Regions from separate parts of the Homo sapiens genome. Here region 1 is linked to region 2. The links are chromatin contacts, found by Hi-C or POLR2A ChIA-PET in ENCODE. All regions are on one chromosome and are shown on one strand. Each heading gives the region's core, a stretch centred on a gene start or an enhancer-like site at or near the end of the contact. The rest is flanking DNA. Distances are from core to core; before and after follow the strand shown. Region 1 overlaps LOC124902789 (a long non-coding RNA gene). Region 2 overlaps LINC02725 (long intergenic non-protein coding RNA 2725).

Region 1 (5,358 bases), core at 2,310-4,809, 270 kb before region 2:
TGGGGGACTCCCTCTGCCAATCTACTTCTCAGGTAGACCAACTTTGTTCCATTTGTTCTGCCTTCCATGGGAATAAGGAAGTTTGCAAATACAGTGCAGCCAGTGCACCTGTAATGTGAGAGGCTTATCCATATTTGAGGCAAGGTAAGAATGACGGTGAAAACAATGACTAGTGTGACCAGTGTTTAGGGGTAACAGATATTTCATTCAAATATCTGTTTTCTCCATGGCCACGTTTTCATCATGATAGCACAGAGCTGTGCACGAGAGCCCAAGCGGATTTATTTGCTTCACTGGCTAATCATGGAACACGGGTGGGCTGAGGTGAGTGTATGAACTCAGCAGGGTATGGATGGAAGGCGGTGCTAACTCTGGGCACAGATTTCCCATTTAGAGCAGGAAGGGACCAGGTGTGCCATGTGCATGATGGTGGCATGTGTTAGCTGCTCTAGGAACCCATGAGTGTGGCCTCTGTGAAATCTCAGATCAGAGCCCTGATCATAAATTCCAAATAGCCTTCTCTCTGCAACTACAAGTAACAGCCCCAAACCTGAAGCCCAGTCAAGAAAGACAATTAAAATAAGAGTGAGCACACATTCTGGTGTACCTGGAATAGTCTCAGAGTCCATCCCTTGTCCTGGCATAATTACTCAGAGCAGTTCCTGTTGGTCGTACGATACTTTATACAGTCTCCTCATTAAACCCAGTAATGGCCTAGAGGATGATGAGAAGAAGAGCAAATGCCAGAATTCTAAAATTCTACATTTTAGAGTCAAAAGAGACCTTAAAGATTATCTGGTGCAACCTCTTCAATTAGGCATTCATGAATTCAAGGTTTAGAGAGGCCAGAGGACTTGCCCAATGTCACCTCATTAATGACAGAACTGGTACTAGAATGCAGATCTCTCTCTTCCCAGATACCCTTAGCCCTGTCTCTAGTCCCACACTGTACTAAATTTCATCCGATTTCTAGGGAATGCATCCTGATTTAAAGCCGATTTCAGTTGATTCAGTATTGATCATGATAATCATTTCTATTAGTTCTGATGGACACAAGAATCTGCTAAATAATGGTGCTTAGGCTGGGAACAGGAGACTAAGAAAGTTGGATCACTGGGTGGTGGAAGGCCTTATCTCTCTCAGTTTTTAGAAACTGAAAATGCAGAGTCACTGACATCTCACTTTACAGAACTATAGGATGTTATATCTAGAAGGTGCCCTACATAGTGACGCCACCAAGCAAATTTATTCAGATAACAAACATCCCTTGAGCACCTGCCGTGTGGTTGGCATTGGGTTCAGTACAAGGGAAACCATAAGGAAGAAGGTAAACACACTTTTTTTTCCTTCCGTCTACTTCCAGTAAATTACAATTTATAGACAAATAAAGGGGAACACCATCCAGTGAAGTAACAATATGATTTGACACATAGGAGGAACCTAACCTGAAGGAATGTGTGGCCTGCAGGTGAGTAGCAGTTAGTTAAGTGGGGAGGGAAAGAGGTTCCAGTGGTGGGGAATGCATGTCCAGAGGCTGAGAGGTGAGAAAGTGTGTACACTGATGGAGAAACTGGAAGTAGTTTTATGGATCTAGAGCACAGAGTGCAAAAGAGTGTGGGTGTGAGGAGAGGACAGCAAGAATGTGTGGAGATGATCCAGGGCCCTGTGGGCTGTGTGAAGAGTGACGTGGAGTCCTGAGGCTCTTCCAGCAGGCTAAGTCACATGATCCGACCTGTGCTTAGGAAAATCATTCTGACTGTGGAGCAGAACATGAATCAGAGCCAGACAAGGGTGGAGGCAGGGAGACCAGTTGGAAAACTGTTTCATGCTCAGAAGAGTTGCATGCAAGAGAAGCAGCTATGGCACATCAGAGAGGTGTTGAGAACACAGAATCACTAGCCCTGGGTGTCTGGTCGGTGTGGATGGGTGGTGGGCACTGTGCTAGGATGTAGACCTTGGGTGGCATGAAAAGGCAACAATCAAAGTCCCTGTCCTTGGTCTCAGTATCATCAGAGTGTAGATTTTAGATCCAGAGAGAACCTTAGAGGTGAATTCCAGTGTCCTCATTGTATAGACATGGGGTTTCAGGTTAAGGGAGTTTCAGTGATTTCCATGAGATCACATTACTAACCGGTGACAGAGACAGAATTAGAATTTAGGTGTAGTAACTCTAAAGCCAATCCTATGCATTTAATGAGGGTTGGCAGCTTGTTCTTCCAAACACAAGAAAAAAAACAGCCCCTTCCTTTCTTCCTTCCAGCCCTTCCTCCCTCCTTCTCTCTCTCTCTCTTCATTCCTTCCTCTGTTCATTTGTTTGTTCCTTTCTTCCTTCTCCTCTTTCCTCTGGGGACAAGAGCTCTTGGCTTAGAGGAATGGACAGACCTCCCTGCATGACAGCCATAGGCCCTCTCTTCTAATCGCGATCTGTCTCTCCTAGGAGCCCTGGGCATCTGCCTCCACTGCGGCTGTAATTGGAAAGAAAGAAGGTGTTCATTTCTCTATTTCTCTGCTCCAGCTGCTGATCCTCAGTTTCCCCCTAGAGCTGTGTGAGCCCCCTTTGCCAAGTGACCTCTTCACATTACTTCTGGAATCCTGTTTTGGACAGAACAGGTGCCTGTCTGACTAGTACTGTCATACCTTCCAGCCCCAGCTCAGCATTTCTTGCCACTTCTGTACCTTGGTCTCACACTCCTTCTCCTGGGCCGATGGCCACCTGCTTTTTAAATAAATCTTTTGTATTATTCTAGTCCTTGGTGATTCTCCTGTCTCTCATTCATTCCCTTTACTCTCCATCTTGAGTTTCCTCTCTTTGTGTTGCACATCTTGTATTCCTAGAGAGGAAATCTAATAAGCTGAAGAGAAAAGGCAGTCACCTTTAAGACTGTAAAGTAGGTTTTAAATCCTACGTTTTAAATTTTAAACCAGGTGGTAAATCCTGGCCCTGCCATTGTTGAGCATTGTGAACTTGGGTTAAGTTATTTGACTTCTCTGTGCCTGGCTTTTTTCATCTGTGAAATGGGGATAAAAGTACCAACCTTGCAGGACTGACATGGTGATTGCCAATTCATCTGTGTTGGTGCTTGACATTTAGTAAGTGCTATGTAAATGGACTCTATTAGTAAATCTGAAACTGCAGTTCAAGAAAGTCTTTTTCTCCGTTTTTGAGAACTATTTTTTCACTGGACTCCTGGAACAAGAAAAAGACCTCAGCCTTCAGGGTGAGGACTCTGGAGGGCCTGTCTGAAGAGAGAGGAGTGTCTGTTCCCCGCCTTCCCAGCCCTGGACGGGCTCTGGTGCCAAGGCCTCCCTGCCTGCTGCGGCCCTGCTTGCTATTGCAGCTGCAGGTGGGCAGAGCGGCTGGCTTTGGGCGTGGAAAGGCGAAGGCCGTTCCGGCCAGCTCCAGGACTCAGCATTTTCCACTACTCCTCGCTCTGTTTGTTTTGCTCTTCGGGCTGCCCCCGCTGAGCGGGGACTTCTGAATGATGTCCAACAGCAACGCCGGGTCTGCCCGAAGTCCTCGCCCACTCTGGAGCTCCCAGCGCCTCGCGTCTCCTCCCGTTGGCAGGCGGAGGGAAGGGGGCCCGGCCGGCCCATGCAGAGAGCTCTTGCACAAAGTACCATTGTATGGGGCTGGTCTGTGGGAGACAAATGAAAGGGATTTCAAAATCAACAGCAAGTTATTTTTATCCGTGAAAAGGCTGAAATGCCTTTCTTTTCCATCTTGGAAAACAAACCTTAAGGGATCATTGTGCCGCAGAGTGTTTTCATTTACTCTGGTATTTGAGCATTTAGGAGAGAGGCTTCTGAAAGACCTGGACTCAGAAATAAAGAAATCCAGAAAACTGGGCTGCCGCCGCCGACGCACCCCTCCCCTAGGCAGGAGTCCACCGGGGATGGCCCAGAACGCCGCGCTCATGTGGCCCCATGCTTTCGTGCCTTTCTCTTGCCCTCCAGAGTGGGCACCTCCTTCCATCCACCCCACCCACCGGCTCTCCTGTTCACTGGCCCGCTTTTCTCATCCAAACTCTTAGCCTTCTGCATCTGAGTGGGGTCCAATTCAGGAATATGTGACCCCTTCCTGTAAGGCAGGAGTCTCCAAGGCGGGGACTGCCCGCTCCAGGAATTGCGCAGAATAGAACACGAGATAAGGGAAGAAACCATTAGAGCTTCTATTCATAGGTACTTTCAATCTAAAAATGGGAACTACTTTTCTATGTACTAATATTGAATGTATATATGGACCCCGGTACCCTCAGACTCCCACGAGTCATTTGCATCCGTGCGAAGCACTGTGAGGAAAGTGAAATTCTGCAAGGTGGGTGGGGGAGGTCCTACTGGTGCCCTGATTTCTCTTTTAGCATATTATGGTGTTTTATATATATATATATATATATACTTCAAGTTCTGTGATACATGTGCAGAACGTGCAGGTTTGTTACATAGGTATACAGGTGCCATGGTGGTTTGCTGCACCCATCAGCCCATCATCTACATTAGATGTTTCTCCTAATGCTAGCCCTCCCCTAGCCCACCACCCCCTGGTAGGCCCCGGTGTGTAACGTTCCCCTCCTGTGTCCATGTGTTCTCATTGTTCAACTCCCACCTATGAGTGAGAACATGTGGTGTTTGGTTTTCTGTTCTTGTGTTAGTTTGCTGAGAATGATGGTTTCCAGCTTCATCCATGTCCCTGCAAAGGACATGAACTCATCCCTTTATATGGGTGCATAGTATTCCATGGTCTTGCATAAACACAGTGAGTCGATTTACAAACCATATTATCCCATTTTAACCGAATCACTTTTAAAAAATGGAAAAGTGTCTTAAAAATTCTTCTGTAAGGAAACTGGAGATTGTTGACAGCAGGAGCAACTCATGCCCAAGAAGGTAAGAAGAATGCCATATCATTTCTTCTACTCCTGGAACAAATTATTTGCCAGCCATGTATTGAAGCTAAAACAAAAGCAATTTAATTAGATTTCACAAGATCTGGCCAAAAAGTTTTCCAAGTCATGAAGACTACATTAAACATGGATATATATTTATTGTCATTAATGATGATTAGTGCTCTGGGGTATTATATTACCAGGCAATGCTAACAGATATTAGCTAGTGCGTGGAGTTTATAAATAAATAAATATGTCTGTATTGAAGGTGGTTCTTAAAAATGTTTACTGATGGGAGTATAGGGTCAGAAAAGTTTTGAAATGACTGCTGTAAAGGAATATTTGCTGAGGGCCAGCAAGATTTCTGCTGGTGGTGGGAAAAGCCCAACATTTGCAACAGATAAAAATCAGTGTTTAAATTCTGACTCTACCACTCAAGTTTACACACTCAGTTTACTATGTGACTTTGGGAATA
Region 2 (4,642 bases), core at 463-2,962:
GCGTCGGTCACCTTAGGCATTGGGCTGAGAAGCCAGGGGACACTATTGCAGAGCCTGTTGCTTATGACAGGGGTTAACATTGAAGCACCACAGAATGGTATTCAGTATGGTGGAAGCAGTCTCAGGCCTCAGGCCACAAGGGTGGAAAGCAGCTGAGCTGGGGAGGTTTTGTGGTATTGATTACAGAGTAACAGGAGAGGAGGAACTAAGGCGGAATGTGCATGTTCAAGTCCTGACCACCTAACCTCTCAGATCCTCAATGTGAAATGGCATTAATAAATGAAGTTTATAATGAGGTTAATCATCAAAAAGTTGTATTTAAAAAATAGGCCGGGTATGGGGGCTCATGCCTGTAATCCCAGCATCTTGGGAGGCCAAGGCCGGCGGATTAGCTGAGGTCAGGAGTTCGAGATCAGCCTGGCCAACATGGTGAAATCCCATCCCTACTAAAAATGCAAAAATTAGCCAGGTGTGGTAGTGGGCACCTGTAATCCCAGCTACTCTGGAGGCTGAGGCAGGAGAACTACTTGAGCCTGGGAGGTGGAGGTTGCAGTGAGATGAGATCATGTCACTGTACTGTAGCCTGGCTGACAGCAAGACTCTGTCTCAAATAAAAATAATAATAAATGACATAATGCATGCTCCTGTTTCTTTCCTCCTACTATATTCTTCACATTGTACTTTTTGTTCAATGTCTGTGTTTCCCACTGGACTATAGTTCCTGGGGTCGAATATGATGTTGTTCTTGGAGGCTGCTATATAACTGACAATCAGCCCAATGCCTTGTACAGAGATGTACCTGGACATACTTCTGCTGAACGAATGAATGAATGAGTTTAACAGTATTTTGTTAAGTATACAGAATTGTTACTTGAGCTTTTGCCATTTCTTGACTGCTAACTGGTTAATTTCTTATCCAGAGAAAACCCTCCTACTCAAAAGTTGTTTACAGGGAATGACGCCCTTGAGTCACATCACAGTGATAAAATATGTACTCGGCAATCCCTCCTCACCCCCAAACTGGCCTCTTGCAATCTCCACCACATGATGATCCCGTGACGTCTAGGAAACAGCCCATTCTGTAGAGAATAAAAAGCTGTCCATCTCTCATTGTTCCTCCTTATAACCTTCCTCTCCTGCCCTGGCTCCTCACCCCCATCCTTTTCTATTTTCTACTTCCTGATCCATCTTGTCCCCAGGCCACTACTTGAAGTATGAGCAGTCTCCCTGCCTTAGGCAATTGATAGGTCCAGGGACACCGAGGTCAGAGCACAGATTGTTTTCCAAGTGTCCCTGAAGCCCCTGTATGGTGCTGGGGAGTCAAGCCCAAGGAGGCAGTTCACAGGAAATGGGACTGAATTTGCAACAAGCGGCACAAAGTGGCACCGGATATCACCAAACAACCAAAACACTCATTGTTTTCTCCCCACCCTGTGACCCAGGCCTGGGTTTATAAAGAGACAGCAGCTGCAGTCCTGGAAATCCCAGGTGAACACTCAACAGAGGGCACTGTTAGAAGGAAGCCAGGTGCTAGGCTTTGAGTGAGGGATGTTGACTGAGATTTCTGGGGTTCCATTTTTGTCTAGAATTATGTTTGCCTAAGCAATGTGCAGGCGATAACAAGATTCTTGTGGAATTTCAGCATGGGAATGGTCCAATTGTGAGTCATTTCCTCAGTTACTTAGTCAGCAACCTGGTACTTACTGAAGGTCTTCTACATGCTGGGCACCAGGCTAGGGGTGGAGACAGACAAGGGAAGATGCTCAGCACATGAGCCTTCAGGCCAAAGTGAGCTTCTGTTCTAGTTCTCATTCTGCTTCTTACTCTCCGAGCAACCTCAAGCAGCTGTATGACCTCATGGAGACAAACTGTGAATATTAAACAGAGATAATACATATGAACATCCAGGGGCTCAATGGGATAATTTATGTATGTATCGAAGTTCCTGATTTCAAGATCTTGGTTATAGTTCTCTGCTCTTAACACTACTGCATAAGAGAATGATCTGGAGAAATTTTAAAGAATGCCAATGCCTAAGTCCCACCTCCAGAGATCCTAGGAACATTGCTCTATTTATGAAGCTTCCCACATCACTTAATGTGCAGCCAGGATTGAGGACAACTGTGTGACAAGACAAAATTAACACATGGCATAATTAGAGAAAAGTTGATCACAACATGTCTGCATTCCCTTTCAAATAACATTAGTCCTGATGGCAACATTCTCATCCAAATTATCCAGATGAGCTTTGCAAATTTCCAACAAACTCGTTGACTATCCAACAATTGTATTAGAGGCTTCTTCTAAAATCCATATTTACCTTCTTTTACAACATTTCCTTTATCTTTAGTAAAACTCTGGCCTCTTTCTCTTGCCTACCCCCTCCTCTGTGGACTGTAAAAATGTGAAAGATTTATCTCCAGAAGCACATTCGAGTTCACTTATAAGTTTCTCTATAAGTTCACTTCCCATGAAAGTTAAAACAAAGACAGCAAGGAGGAGAAATAGAGAATACTAAGTACCTTTTACAGTCCCCTCTCTCCACTCTCCCTCTCTCCACCTCCCCAAAATCCAGCTCATCTGATTTCTATTATGCCCATATAAATGTCTCCTAAGCCTTGGGCATTTGGGGACATTGCCAACTCCACAGCTACTTCATGGTTTCACATTCCCCTTGCTCCTGTAACTCTGGCCCAAAGCACCAACTAAGCTCTGACCTTGACTGTTGAAGACAGCATGAGCATCAAACACTTACATGTGTGTTTTATTCAATAATACTTTTAAGCCACTGTCTTCCTCCAGCAACATGACACCTGCCAATCCAGGAAATCAAATCCCTTAAGAAAGATCAGTAAACAAATCTTCCTGGAAACCTGCATTGGAGGTGAGACAATCAAATGCAACGATGTAAGTAATTATCCAAGGCCATTGCAAGGAGAATCAGGTGCTCCTGTCTCCCACTATGCAACACAAGGCCTAGTTCTCTAGTTACAGAGCACAATGTTGCTGTAATAGCCTAATTGATTTATAATGTTTTTCTCTGTATTGCAGCATGTGTGCAATTAGTTACTGAAAAGGAAACACAGCTCAGCTCAGTTGCTGCATCTGCTGCTAGTCAGGGACATACAATTTCATGCCCTATTTTCCAGATGGCTTGATTAACATTCAGAGGAATCTAGTGGCTTGGCCAGAGCTGCAAAAGAAGCAGGGGAAGCTCAGGTATAATTGGACCTGGGAGAACCACCTCAGATAGAAAGAAAGCAAAATCTCGAAATGCAAGCCAAACCTGCAATACTGTGAGAAGGAGTAAAAGATGGGGAGTGGCTCTTTTTCCTCCATTTATTCATATATCAGTTCATTTATATAACAAATATTCAACGAGTATTTCATAAGTACCAGTTTTCTGTTAATTTCACAGTGGTAAGCCAACAAATATGTTCCATGCTTTAGGGAGTCCACAGTAAGTGGGGGAAGCACATATTAAATAGAGAGCCACACATATAAAAATGTGAGTGTGGGGCTGAGCATGGTGGCACATGCCTGTAATCCTGGCACCATAGGAGGCCGAGGCTGATGGATCACTTGAGGTTAGGAGTTCAAGACCAGCCTGGCCAATATGGTGAAATCCCAACTCTACTAAAAACACAAAAATTAAGCAGGAGTGGTGGTACATATCTGTAATCTCAGCTACTCGAGAGGCTGAGGCAGAAGAATCACTTGAACCCAGAAGGAACAGGTTGTAGTGAGCTGAGATCATGCTACTGCACTCCAGCCTGGCCAACAGAGGCAGACTCTGTCTCAAATATATATATATATATATGTATATGAGTCTGGGAGTGATATCTGTTAAGAGGAAAGTATAGTACAGGCAGAGAAGTACAGGTTTCCCTGAGGAAGAACTGTTAAATATGAGACCTGAGGAAGGGGTAGAGATGATCTCCAGAGAGGAGGAAAGGCATTTCAGAAAGAGTCCATAGCAGATTAGAGAACAGATCTTGGTGAATGTCAGTAATTTTAGAAAGGCCGGTGTATCTACAGCCTGACGAGAGGGAGGAGGTGGTATAGGGTGAGTCTGCAAATGTCAATTAAGTGCGGGGTAAATGGAGGCTTTGGGATTTCTATTAAGAATGTTGTATCTTTAAGTATGCAAGGAAGCCACTAAATTAGACATTTTAAGTAGAAGAGAAAACATGATTTAAATATTTAAACATTTGTTTTAATTGCTCCTTGGAAAACAGGGGCAAGATGGGAGTGTCATGAGTGGAAGCAAAGATAGCCTTTGGGAGCCAGGTGAGTACTGGCTGTGGCTTGGGTTTGGATGATGAAGTGGAAGCAAAGATAGCCTTTGGGAGCCAGGTGAGTACTGGCTGTGGCTTGGGTTTGGATGATGATGGTAGAAACAAAATGAAATTGATGATTTAGAGAGCTATCTAGGATGCAAAAGTCAGTAGGATTTGGTAGTAGATTGAAAGTGAAGACAGAGACGAAAATGGCAAGAAGAATGACATGTTTTCTTTCTTGAACAACAGAGTATGTGAACACATGGATCCTTCTCAGAGAGATGGAATTTAAAACAAGAGTGTGGAGTCAAATGTTTTGACAGAAAGCATAGAGTAAGAGGAAAAGGGGGCTCAAAACTGAG

The links. A loop is a pair of places that touch in the nucleus more often than their neighbours do. ChIA-PET counts read pairs that join two places held with the same protein, here RNA polymerase II (POLR2A). Pooled maps may share reads with other maps.
Region 1: a map of PC-9 shows a loop between it and region 2 (3-fold over the local background). The contact joins two enhancer-like sites. A Hi-C loop is called at or near these places in 9 of 168 maps with a recorded cell type or tissue (Caco-2, Calu3, MCF 10A and 5 more), 2 of 37 single-sample maps with no recorded cell type and 12 of 50 pooled maps. POLR2A ChIA-PET finds 5 or more read pairs at or near these places in 3 of 52 experiments (Panc1, activated CD4-positive, alpha-beta T cell and endothelial cell of umbilical vein).

The regions. Positions count from the first base shown.
Region 1 is chr11:128,449,997-128,455,354 of GRCh38, reverse strand. It overlaps LOC124902789 (a long non-coding RNA gene), which reads right to left. Exons shown (of 2, transcript XR_007062948.1): 2 at 1,225-3,635. Among named protein-coding and RNA genes, the nearest start is that of MIR6090, 70 kb to the left of the region's middle. RefSeq lists an enhancer at 3,054-3,233. Within about 2 kb of position 3,559, at least 19 of the 41 ENCODE cell types and tissues checked have a DNase peak (open chromatin) inside an H3K27ac peak, as active enhancers do.
Region 2 is chr11:128,177,686-128,182,327 of GRCh38, reverse strand. It overlaps LINC02725 (long intergenic non-protein coding RNA 2725), which reads right to left. Exons shown (of 6, transcript NR_183639.1): 5 at 1,705-1,868. Among named protein-coding and RNA genes, the nearest start is that of LINC02098, 29 kb to the left of the region's middle. Within about 2 kb of position 1,712, at least 2 of the 41 ENCODE cell types and tissues checked have a DNase peak (open chromatin) inside an H3K27ac peak, as active enhancers do.